Regions from separate parts of the Homo sapiens genome. Here region 1 is linked to region 2. Evidence: chromatin contacts called from ENCODE Hi-C or POLR2A ChIA-PET data. All regions are on one chromosome and are shown on one strand. Each heading gives the region's core, a stretch centred on a gene start or an enhancer-like site at or near the end of the contact. The rest is flanking DNA. Distances are from core to core; before and after follow the strand shown.

What was found. Hi-C counts contacts between places; a loop is a spot of excess contacts on that map. ChIA-PET counts read pairs that join two places held with the same protein, here RNA polymerase II (POLR2A). Pooled maps may share reads with other maps.
Region 1: a map of HCT116 shows a loop between it and region 2 (7-fold over the local background). The contact joins the promoter of NOM1 here to the promoter of MNX1 in region 2. A Hi-C loop is called at or near these places in 2 of 168 maps with a recorded cell type or tissue (HCT116 and HepG2), 20 of 37 single-sample maps with no recorded cell type and 11 of 50 pooled maps. POLR2A ChIA-PET finds 5 or more read pairs at or near these places in 8 of 52 experiments (H1, HEK293T, K562 and 5 more).

The regions. Positions count from the first base shown.
Region 1 is chr7:156,947,811-156,954,152 of GRCh38, reverse strand. NOM1 (nucleolar protein with MIF4G domain 1) reads right to left here and starts at 4,441. Exons shown (of 11, transcript NM_138400.2): 1 at 3,429-4,441; 2 at 1,555-1,679; 3 at 1-50. The coding sequence starts at 4,415. RefSeq lists silencers at 4,021-4,070, 4,351-4,700 and an enhancer at 4,761-5,289.
Region 2 is chr7:157,009,406-157,015,497 of GRCh38, reverse strand. It overlaps MNX1 (motor neuron and pancreas homeobox 1), which reads left to right and starts at 4,835. Exons shown (of 3, transcript NM_005515.4): 1 at 4,835-5,838. The coding sequence starts at 5,148. MNX1-AS1 (MNX1 antisense RNA 1 (head to head)) reads right to left here and starts at 4,641. Exons shown (of 2, transcript NR_038835.1): 1 at 4,191-4,641. RefSeq lists silencers at 4,424-5,033, 5,544-5,613, 5,624-5,673.

The DNA of each region.
Region 1 (6,342 bases), core at 3,192-5,691, 61 kb after region 2:
ACAGTTCCTCCAGCTGCCCACTGATGGAAGCCATGTTGGGTTCACTCAACCTGCAGAGAATTGTAAAGACAGAGAGCAACAATGTTTCCAATTAGGAATTTTCAGTTCAATTTTAAAAAATTAAAGAGTTATCCATACCAACAATATATTCTATTTTTATGTACACTTTTGACCCCTTAACTATTCTTATCTTGCCCCAATAACCCAGCATATATTATTCATAACCAGATAATATTCTGGAATCCCAAAACAATGTAATTGCTGTCTTTACAAGATGAAATGTGGCCACACTGAGGCATACCCTGGATTAAGTCTACAGAAACATACGTGAGGATACTCCCCTGAATATTCTGACCTGATATCCCATAGGCAGGGTCCAGCCTTAGGACGTGTTGTTAGAAAAAATGCTAACGTTTTATTTCTTAGGTGGCACAAAAATCCTTAGTTCCTAACACTAGAAAAGGCTGCTCTGTTTGAACGGGTAGTGGGGACACTACACACATATGTACGTGGAAGGTTACTCACTGTGAACCTGTGCTAATACTGAACTCGACACTGAAACAGAGGTTTATATAAATTCCCAGGATAACAGGAAACAAAAAGCAATACAAGGGGGAAGGGGGTGGGTGAGGCCATGGAGGGGCAGCAGGGGAGAGATGGTGGTGAGTTTTATCTCAATTGCAGCGGTGGTGACTCGAATCTTCATGTGATAAAACTACAGAACTGCCCCGGTGCGGTGACTCATGCCTGTAATCCCAGCACTTTCGGAGGCTGAGGCGGGCGGATCACCTGAGGTCGGGAGTTTGAGACCAGCCTGACCTACATGGAGAAATCCCGTCTCTACTAAAAATACAAAACTAGTTGGCGTGGTGGCGCATGCCTGTAATCCCAGCTACTCAGGAGGCTGAGGCAGGAGAACTGCTTGAACCTGGGAGGTGGAGGCAGAGGTTGCAGTGAGCCGAGATAGCGCCATTGCACTCCAGCCAGTGCAGCAAGAGCAAAAACTCCATCTCAAAACAAAACAAAACAAAACAAAAAAACCTACACAGAATCACATGCACACACACATCCTCAAAACCAAAGAGCTGATGGGCACGTGTAACTGACAAAGCCCCACCTGTATGGTTTCCAATCAGTTTTTTAAATGTTCTGTTCTTAAAGTGGGTAACAACAAAATGCAGACATGAGCAATGAGTAAGGGGGATGGAAGACCAGGTGAATGTGTTTCTGCAGAGAGGGGACATAAGCCAGTCCTTCCAACACTGTCCTTAGACGGACAAAGAACCTCTGCCCCTTTCCTTCCTGCTTCTCAGAATAACAATGTGAGCATTTGGGCTGCTCTCAAACCCTAAAGGGATTCAAAGTAGCCAACAGTCGGGTATCCTCTCCTTCTCGAGGTATGGGTCTCATGGGTCTCGGTGCATCAAGCCAAGAACAGAAAGGATCCAATCGACTGTCCCCATCACTTCTATTTGAATTGCTGGGATAATTCCTACATTTTAGGAAACAGACAACCTCTCTAAGTGACACAGTGTAACAACACTACAAGGTCACCTGTTAAGTAGACCTTTTACATGTTTCTTCAGCCTTTCTAGTTCTTCCTTTTTCTTGAAGTCCACTGTCTCCTCAGCTTGCCTCACATGAGGTGGGATGTACTTTTCACCACTTCCACAAAGACTCTGCTTGAAAAGAGAAATAAATTACAAAAAATTTACACTGACCAAATCCTGTGTTTTTTCTTTGCCATATGTGTATTTAAATATTAAACTTCCAAGAACTGGTGGAAGCTGCTACTGATCATTGCTGCTTAAATACATCAGATTTATTGAGTGCTTAGTATATGGGTAAACATTCCACTCACCAGGCTGTGCCTGTCACTATTCCCATTAATGCTATTAATAATACATTTCACCATCTCGTTTTCCCCTGTGTAGCTCTTCAGACCCAGCTGTGCACCTCTGGTATCTGCTCAACTCCAACAGAGCCCTATCTACTGCGCTTTTGCTCGGCCTTAACTTACTGCAGGCACAGTAGCATACAAGAACCTAAATTAAACAAACCGCTAATTTTGGAGGGAAAGTGTCCTAAAAACAATTTCAAACTTGTTTAAAAGTAATATCTAAGTTTATATGATAAAAATCAAAACCGGCCGGGCACGGTGGCTCATGTCGGTAATCCCAGCACTTTGGGACGCTGAGGCGGGCGGATCACGAGGTCAGGAGATCAAGACCATCCTGGCTAACACAGTGAAACCCCATCTCTACTGAAAATACAAAAAATTAGCCGGGCATGGTGGTGGGCGCCTGTAGTCCCAGCTACTTGGGAGATGAGGCAGGAGAATGGCATGAACCTGGGAGGCGGAGCTTGCAGTGGGCGGAGACTGCACCACTCTACTCCAGCCTAGACGACAGTGCAAGACTCAGTCTCAAAAAAAAAAAATCAAAACCAACTCACTGCTATTTCCTAAATTATCAAGGGGGGTGGTGGTGTTTGCAAATCATTAAGGACACAAACATTTGCAAGGCACGATCCTCACTGCTAGGTAGTTTAAACCTGGTTCAATAAAGAATATTTGTATACATAGAAGCTGAATATTTACATACATAGAACTAGTGCGATGTGGGGAGAAGGAAATGCAGGCAATTCCACACAGCTGCCTCCAACCATGAGCTACATGCAAAGGAACGCTGAGATAAAATATGCAAGATGACAGCCCATGAATGCCTTGATTGCTACGTCCTAGATTCTGAACTTTTTTTTTTCTTTGAAACAGAGTCTGGCTCTCTCGCCCAGGCTAGAGTGCAGTAGCGCGATCTCGGCTCAGTGCAACCTCTGCCTCCCTGGTTCAAGCCTCAGCTTCCCAAGTAGCTGGGATTACAGGCGCCTGCCACCACGCCCGGCTGTTTTTTGTATTTTTAGTAATGACGGGGTTTCACCACGTTAGCCAGGCTGGTCTCAAACACCTGACCTCAAATGATCTGCCCCGCCTCAGCCTTTATCTTTAATTCAATGTTGGACTTTATCTAAGGGAGTGCTGTAAATTAGCTTCGAGTTTTAGAAAATTCACTCTAAAAGTCGGGCACGGCAGATGTCCTCGGATACTCGAAAGAGGCCTTAACAGATGAGGTAGGGTTAACAGGTTTAGAGACCTGGGCTGGTAAACACAGAATGAAGATGCTGCACTGTGGAAATGGCCCTTAAGTCCCCGGGATAAAAATGTCTCTATATTGCTTTTCTCCTAAACTTTACATTATGAAAATTTAAAAACATGAAAGAAGACCGAATAGAGTAACGTACTCGATTTACTCACATTCAGCTGAAACCATTATCAAGACACCAAGTCTGTGTCATTTCTGCCTCACGCCCCATTCCCTGTCCCGTTATTTTGAAGGAAATCCCAGAGGGCCTAGAGAGTGTTCACACGATACCTTATCCGTTATGTCACCGTCCTCCGAGGAATTTTCACTCTTTTCTTCATCTTCTGCAAAACGGACTCTCTTCCCCCTCCTTTTCTCCTGCGCTCCCTTTTCCTTTTCTTCCCCCTGTTCCTCTTCTGTATCCTCGTCGTCGTCCTCGCTCTGCGCTTCTGCTTCCTGCGCCTTCTTTTCCTTTTCTACGTCTCCCTCCTCCTCCTCCTCACTTTCGTCCTGGGAGTCACTCTCTAAGTCACTTTCGGGGAGTGTCTGTCCGGCATCTTCCTCCTCCTCACCACTGCTGTCGTACAAGCCGCTATTTTTCCCAGACTCCAGGGCTCCCAGAATATAGTCAAGACCGTCGCGTGCAAAGCTCAGCGGCACGGAGCTGCTGCCGTCCTTCTTTTTGCGCTTGTTCAAACCGAGGCAACGCTCCAGCTTTCGGATCTCTCGGTCCTCCTCCTCGTTCGCCGCTAAAAGCGCCCGTTTCCGGGCAGCGGCGGTGGCGGCTGCGGAGGGTCTGGTCTTTGCGGTGGCGGCCGTGGCCTTGGCCTTGACCCGGGACGGCCGCGGCTTCCTGGGAGGCGAGGGGTCCCGACTAGGGGCTGGGCGGGCGCGCTCCTCCGTGTCCTGCCGGTGACCGCTGGCTTCTTCGGCTCCGCTTCGGCCTCCCAGGCCGGGACCCTGTTCGGGGCCCGCCGTCCTCTGCAGCCGGCGTGCTTTCCGCAGGTGCCGCTTCTCCTTCCTCAGTTCCTTACGGCTTTTTCTCCCTCCCGGGCGAAAGCTCACCGGGGCGCCGCGCCCCTCGCAACCCCCGGGAGCCTCGCCTTCCGAAGTCGCGTGCACGAACTCCTCCACCGCTAGCTTCAGCCTCTTCAGGGCCTTCTCCCCACCGCCAGCAGGACCGCGGCGCGGCCCGCGCCCGCCTCTGCGCTTCATGCGGACCACGCGTCCCTGGGAGCCGCCCGGGCCGGCCTCTCCCGCGCTCCTGGACGCCGCCATCTTTCGAAACGCGTGGACGCACGACTTCCGGCCGAGGCGGGACTTCCGGGGAAGAGGCGGCTGCGCGGGGCGGGCGGGCGGCGCCCCCTGCTGGCCGGAGGGCGACAGCGTGCAGAGCTGCGCGGAGCCGGGTGCGGGGGCAGCCGGGCAGGTGGCGCCCGGGGCAGGCGCGCCCGCGGGTGGGCGCCGCGTGGACGTCAGGCTCGCGATGAGCATGGAGGTGCCTTCACATTTAAAAGGGAAATCCGGCCGGGCGCGGTGGCTCACGCCTGTAATCCCAGCACTTTGGGAGGCCGAGACGGGTGGATCACCTGAAGTCAGGAGTTCGAGACCAGCCTGGCCAACCTGGTGAAACCCACCCACCCCCCTACAAAAATTAGCTGAGCGTGGGGGCACGCGCCTGTAATCCCAGCTACTCGGAGGCTGAGGCAGGAGAATCGCTTGAACCACGGAGGCGGAGGTTGCAGTGAGCCGAAATGGCGCCATTGCACTCCAGCCTGGGCGACAGAGCGAGACTCCAAAGGGAAATCCTCGCGTATGATGGAGGGGAGACTCCGCGCGGGTCGGCGCGGTGCCGGAGGTTGGCGGCGGCGACGACGCTGGGATGCGCGGGCCCCAGGTTCGTGTCCGCCCAGGACCCAGGAATGCGACCTTATTTGGAAATAGGGCCTTTGCAGATGTGGTCGAGAGGAGCCCTCGTGGGTTAGGACTGGCCCCAGAGCCAGCGTTCTCCTGAGAAGCAGGCTCTGGATACGGACCAGGGAGACGCCTGTGGCCCCCAGGCGGCCGAGGACCCCTGAGGAGCCGGCCCTGCCCAGGCTGGGTTTGGACGCTGGGCCCCGAGGGCAGAGCGTTTGAGGTTCCTCTTTACTGGGTAACTTGAACCGGGAAGCGAACGCAGAGGCCGCGCAGTTTGCGTCTGGATTTTTGGGAAGCCCGGAGGCGCAGGAGCAGCCTCGCCTAGCAGTGAGCTGGGGGAAGACGGGGCTGCTGCTGTGGGGTTCTCGGCCTGACCAGGGGCCGCTTCTCTTCCCGGACAGCTTCAGAAGCTTCATTTCCACAGAGTTCCCACCCTTGACTTAATTTAATTTAATTTAATTTTTTTTCTTTTTTTTTTCTTGAGACCGAGTCTCACTCTGTTGCCCAGGCCGGAGTGCAATGGCGGACCAAAGTGCTGGGATTACAGGCAAGCCACCGCGCCCGGCCCGTCCTTGACTTTAAAATGATTTAATTTTTGTCAACTTGTCAGCTCAAAATGGCATCTTGTCATTTAGTTCCTGATGAGAGTGGGTGTCTTTGTTCACTGGCCATTTGTATTTCCTCCTCTGTTTATGGCCTTTGTCCATTTTCCTTATAGGTTTTACGAATTTTTTTAAATATAAAATTTATTTAATATAAATTTAAAGTAGAGACAGGGTCTCCCTGTGTTGTCCAGGCAGGTCTCAAACTCCTAAGCTCAAATCCTAAAGTATTGGGATTACAGGTGTGAGCCACCACACCCGGCAAGGAATTCTTTACAAATAAAAAATTTTGAATAATCCTCTGTATCTCCTATGTGCAAATATTTTCCTCTCTCAAATATTTAAGGTACTTTAAAAAAATAAGTAATTTAATTTTTAATAAGCAATATACTCTATGTACAGGGTCCAAAATTCAAAAGGTACAAAAAGATATAAATGAAAAGGTCAATTTCTGTGCTGTGCCTGTCCACAAGCCACCCAGTTCTCCTTCCATGAAGCAGCAATATATCATTCTGAAGTGATCTTCCCAATAGATTCTATACTCAATGAAGCATAAATAGGTGTGTGTGCTGTGTCTCATGAGTGCTAGTTTACAAAACACTGTTCCACATCTTGCTTTTTTCATTTAACAATGTATCTTGTAGACCATCCTGCAGCAGAGGGAGGGACCAATGGACCTTCCCTGC
Region 2 (6,092 bases), core at 3,586-6,085:
AACTTCTCGCCAAGCCCCCCTGGTAGGGGCTGGTTGTTTGCAGCCAGGGCTGGGCTCAGAGGAGAGGGTCAAGCCAGTGACTTGGGGTGTTCTGGGGGGCTCACATTGCCAGTGCAGCCTGGGTGGTGCTGGCCATGCGAGAGGAGTCGGGGTGAGGGTGCCCTCTAAAATGGCAACAGGAAATCCAGGTTGCAGGGAGAGGCTGAGGAGGAGGGGCTGAGGGAGAAAACCCATAGAGCGGAGCACACAGCAGACCTGGGCCCACCTCAGGCCCCGCCTCGGTTTGAGGGTTTGAGCTGCAGGTCTTTGGGTTGCTAATCCTGAGCCTACCCTTTCCAGACTCCTTTAAGGCCCAGCTCCCAGGGGCCATAGAGGAGGTCAGCAGATCAAAGGACAGCATGAATGACTTGATGCCTTTGGCCCCCATTGCTCTGAAGGGGCTGGGGTTGGTGGGGGGACCTGAGCAGATGTCCCCAGCTCCGGTGAGCCTAGGCCCTCTCCACAGATTCTCCTTCCCTCTGAGCTCCAGGAAGGAGGTCGGAGCATCTCCCAGCAGTTCCTGCTCTGACCCTCTGGGCTCCCACTCCAGCCTAACTAAGCTACTTCCTGTGCCAGGGGCAAGTCCCATCTCAAACTCGTGCTTAGGTCCCTCCGGCCAGTTACACAGCATCTTCATGCCTGTTTCCTGAAGAAAGCCTTGACAGTTTACATTGAAACGGAACTGCATGAGTCCCCGAAGACCACATGGCTTCAGCAGGACAGGACTAATGTGCCTGGGCCCCTCTGCAGCCAAGTCCTCTCTGTTGGCCCTGGGCTTCAGTTTTGGAAATGCAAGATCTGCCCCCTGCTTCAGCCACCCAGTGCCCTTCCAGGCAACTGCTCCATTTCACATGGAAAAAAAGCAATATCTAAATGATAAATAAATGCATGATACCTGCCTCGCATCTTGTGAATATGTGAATGTACAGGTTTTTTCCCCAGTCCTCACGGGTTCCCAGTTGTGTGTGTAAGTCCAGATGTAAACAGACACAGACTACAACGGCGTTTTCTTTTGTGATGGTTTGTAGAAATCACCATCTCCTTCCCAAGTAGTGGAAGGAAGGGCAGCTGCAGGCACTCTTCAGTTCCTTAACAGGAGGCCTGTAGAAAGCAGGCTCCCGCGCTGGGCAGGGAGGAGCTGTGGTGGGGGCCAGCTGATTAGGGTGCACCAGGCCCTCTCTGCCTGTCTTGAGAAACCAAGAGCTCCAGGGAGAACTCTCCAGGGCTGAGTTCTGCCCCTGGGGCCGCTGGAGAGAAAACTCACCTGGAGACTCAGGTTTGGTAGCACTACTAGGATCAGACCTTTGATCTCTCTTTGTGGCCCTTCCCAAGACCCAAGCCCAGCTCCAGACTGCCCCAAAGCCAGCTGGGCTGGATCAATACAGATACTGGGAACAGGAAGAGACCCAGCAGGCTCCGCCTCACACATTGTAAACCACACAAAGATCCACACTTCCCAGATAGCTCCCTCTCTCCCCCACACCTGCCTCTCTCCATGCAGCTTTACAGAGAACCTCCTTTTTATATTAACATATTCTTAAATATAAGCAGAACATCTGATCATTTTAAGGCCCTATAGCTCCTTAGAGTCCATTTGGTCCAACCCCTGCTTCTGTAGACAAAGAAACAAATCCATCGAGATAAGGAGCTTCAGATTCCTGAAATGGCACCTCAGCCAGAGGGGCGGTCCGGACAGGACGCAGGGCTGCTAGGCTAGGCCTCCTCGGACAGCCTTGCACAGCCCCACAGGTGGTACAGACACCTGAAGGACCTGCACACGTGTTGTCCTGTCTGTGTTTTCAGGGAGGTGTCCTCAGCAGGTCTCAGGCAGAATAGAAACATGAGACAGGGTGTGAAGGGGTTTTGGACCATGGTTATTACAGAACAAAAAGGGGTGAAATTAATTCCTCTAGGAGTTAAAAAAAAAAGCCAGAAAACACCCACTGTGATTTTGTTGAAGGAGATGGCTGATGTCATGAGTCTAGACTACACACCCCATCACCAACTAAAATCACCCTGGCAGTGTGTATTTTTGGTTGGAGAGAGGAACAGCATCTTCTCCAAGGTCCATCCTGGGAGATTTCTTCTGCAGCCACTCCCTTCCCCCAGCTCCCTAAATCATTGACCTCAGGACCAAGCAATCTGCCCCCAGCAGATGGGGGTGATGAGAAGAGAAAGGCAAGTCAGCCTTGGTGCCAAACCCCTGGAGGAGGAGGCCAAGGCTGTGTTCTCTACCCTGGGGAGGCAGAGTCACAGCTAGGGCTTCCTGCCTGGGACAGGTGGCTAAGAATCTCTGGTCTCCTTTACAATCCTTCCCTCCCCAAAAAGAAACAGATGGGATGGGGACTCAGGGCTAGGTGTACCTGAAAGCTTTGAGGGCAGCAGGGTGGGAACAGTGTGGCCTCTGCAATCAGACCTGGTCCCACTCCCAGCTCTAAGGCCAAACTGTCTGCTGGGAACAAGGATCCCAAACTCTCTGAACTTGTACTCTAGAAAATGGAGATGATAGCCCGGGCACGGTCGCTCATGCCTGTAATCCCAGCACTTTGGGAGGCTGAAGTGGGTGGATCACCTGAGGTCGGGAGTTCGAGACCAGCCTGACCAACATGGTGAAACCCCATCTCTACTAAAAACACAAAAATTAGCCTGGCCTGGTGGCACATGCCTGTAATCTCAGCTATTGGGGAGGCTGAGGCAGAAGAATCGCTTGAACCTGGGAGATGGAGGTTGCAGTGAGCCATGATCATGGCATTGCACTCCAGCCCGGGCAACAAGAACAAAACTCCATCTCAAAAAAAAAAAAAAAAAGTGGGGGGCGCCTGGCGCGGTGGCTGACTCCTGTAATCCCAGCACTTTGGGAGGCCGAGGCGCGCGGATCAGGAGGTCAGGCGATCAAGACCATCCTCGCTAACACGGTGAAACCCCGTCTCTACCAAAAATACAAAAAAAAAAAAGAAAGAAAAGAAAATGGAGATACGGAGATGATAAAAATCTTCCTTCTAGTGTCATAGTGAAGATTACGGATGAGAATTGCAGAAAGCTCATAGCACATAGTAGGTGTTCAAGAAATGCGCGTGTTTCCCTCTCTCCAGTGAGAGGTAGAACTGCATTTGTGTCACCACAAAGACATCTAAAGGCACGACAAACTCCATGTGAATGCCTGGGATTTCTTTTTACCAGTGGTCGGCTCTGCAAAGCCAGATCACATTTACTCCAAGTTGCAGTTACTCATCCATTGCCATCCTCCTAACCTTCCAACCAGTCCTGTGCATCTGGGAACTACCCTGTGTTATAATGAAAACGATACCACTCATGGCAACAGAGTCACTGTCATCAACTCTCGCCTAGGTCAAAAGCCTTTTGAGGAGAAGTGGCAAGGTCTCTATATTTGCCTTTTTAAAAATCCCTCTTGTAGCAACCTGGCGTGCTAATTTTGAAGTTTACCTGGCACTGAGTTTCTCTTTGGCTCTCTCCCCTCTCCACAGCCCCTTCCGGTCCTTTATTCACCTCTCACCTGCATAGCAAGCCCTGGAACCTGGAACTCCCTCCCAGTTCTCACGCTTGCTGGGGAAGATAACTGGGTCTAATGGCGCTATTGACAAAGCCTGGTGTTGATGCCGCTTGACTTCCCGACCCCTGTGTGGATTCTTTCAGCTTCAAAAACGCCCTTGGAAGTGGTTTTACTGTAAATATTTGAAGTGTGCGTGTGGGGGAGGGGTGAGACCTGGATGCTCACTCCGTGCCTCGCTCACTCACGGGAAGCCCTTTCCTCTCCACTTCCCAGGAGGCCCCGGCAGCACGAGAGACATAGCCTTTCCCCGCTCCTGCCCGGGGACTGGCCGGGGGTCGCAGCGGCAGGGCTTCCGAAGGATGCCGGGCCCCACGGGTTTTTCAGGGCCGAGGTGTGTGGGCCTTGACTCCCGCAAGCCCATGGGCATCCCTCGGCAGCGAGGAAGAGCCTTGTCACCGAGGACCCGCTCCACTGAGCAGGCACGTGGGCGACGTCTGCAAGCCGACTTGGGTTCTGCAGGCCAGAGCGCCCAGATCTACCGTCTCCGCCTTGACTGGGGCAGGGGCTCCCAGAGAGGATTCGTGGAGGCCAAACTCACACTCACATGCGCGTTTACACCCCCACACCCCCGCACACACACCTGAAAATGCGGGGCCTTCCCATAGCAGATAAGGTTCGACCTGCAGAGCTTTGGCCACGGGGACAAAACCCTCCCCTGCTGCGCCCTGGAGGCCCGAGAGCAGGGAGGGCTTGGGAAACACCACGGTCTTCAGTGCGCTGCCGTCGCCTCGCAGAGCGGCCAGGTCTGCGCAGCGTGGGCGCTCAGGAGCGTGGAACCACCGCGCTCCGCAAGGCAGACGTGGACCCACTCCAGCGCCGACAAGGAGGCCGGAGAGGACGCGCGCAGCTGGCTCCAGGGACCAACCAAGTCCGGAGGGGCCCACGTGTCTCGGGAGCGGGTCTTGGGCCGCCGCGGGGCTCTCCAGGGGCCCGGGGGTTGCCAGTGCCCGCCGTCCGGCTCCGCACCCAGGGGAGGGCGGGCAGAGGCCCCAGGTTGAGCCTCGGAGTATCCACTCCCCGTTGGTGTCCCCGCCCGCCAGCGCCGCGCAACAGCCCGGGCTGCTTAGGACCTCGCGGCGCGGGGGCGGGGCGGCGGGCGGCCGGGACGGTGACAGGTGCGCCCCTCGGCCAATGGCGGAGCCCGCGGCCCTCCCCGGGCCCCCGCTGCGCGCGCCAATCGGAAGCCGCGCTGAGCTTCAAGTGCGCGGAGGGGCGCGGGTCCCCACCACGGCGGCAGCGGCCTCCGCGCGGTCGCCTGAGGGCTGCAGCGCAAAGAACCGGGCTCCCGGGCCCGGACGCGGGGAAGCACTCGCGTGGGAGTTTGTGCGAGCGCGGCCCGGGGCGGGGCCCGCACGGAGGAGGCGCCGGGACCATGGTCACCCTCGGCTGAGTTTCCGGCGGCGACTTTGATTATTGGCAAATAACCACCATAACAATACCGAGCCCCCGGGCTTGCACCGCACGCACTGACTCCGCGAGCCCGCACACGGCCGCGTCGCCCGCCACCGGGCCCTGAGCGCCAGCCCCAAACGAGCCGATGGAAAAATCCAAAAATTTCCGCATCGACGCCCTGCTGGCGGTGGACCCCCCACGAGCCGCCTCTGCGCAGAGCGCGCCGCTGGCCTTGGTCACGTCGCTCGCCGCCGCCGCATCTGGCACCGGAGGTGGCGGCGGCGGCGGCGGGGCGAGCGGCGGGACTAGCGGCAGCTGCAGCCCCGCGTCCTCGGAGCCGCCGGCTGCGCCCGCCGACCGCCTGCGCGCCGAGAGCCCGTCGCCGCCGCGCCTGCTGGCCGCGCACTGCGCGCTGCTGCCCAAGCCGGGCTTCCTGGGCGCGGGCGGCGGCGGCGGCGGCACGGGCGGCGGGCACGGGGGGCCCCACCACCACGCGCATCCGGGCGCAGCGGCCGCTGCCGCCGCCGCCGCCGCCGCCGCCGCCGCTGGGGGCCTGGCGCTGGGGCTGCACCCTGGGGGCGCGCAGGGCGGCGCGGGCCTCCCGGCGCAGGCGGCGCTCTACGGCCACCCGGTCTACGGCTACTCCGCGGCGGCGGCGGCGGCTGCGCTGGCGGGCCAGCACCCGGCGCTCTCCTACTCGTACCCGCAGGTGCAAGGCGCGCACCCCGCGCACCCCGCCGACCCCATCAAGCTGGGCGCCGGCACCTTCCAGCTGGACCAGTGGCTGCGCGCGTCCACCGCGGGCATGATCCTGCCTAAGATGCCCGACTTCAACTGTGAGTACCCTGCGGCCCCCGTGGATGCGCGTGGCGGGAGGGCCTCGCGCATCCTCCACCGGCACCGCCTGCCCCTCTCTGCGCTTGGCTCCCAGCGAGCGGGGGAAGAGCTGCGAAGCCGCCTCGGCTCTGCCCGGGGCCTGCGAGGACTCGCCCGGACCCCCAGGCATGAGACGGGCAGCGAATTATTAAAATGGCCATGCGCAGGCCTTGCCTTCTCTTCCTCTCTTAACGGGAAGGGGCAGTTGGAGGTG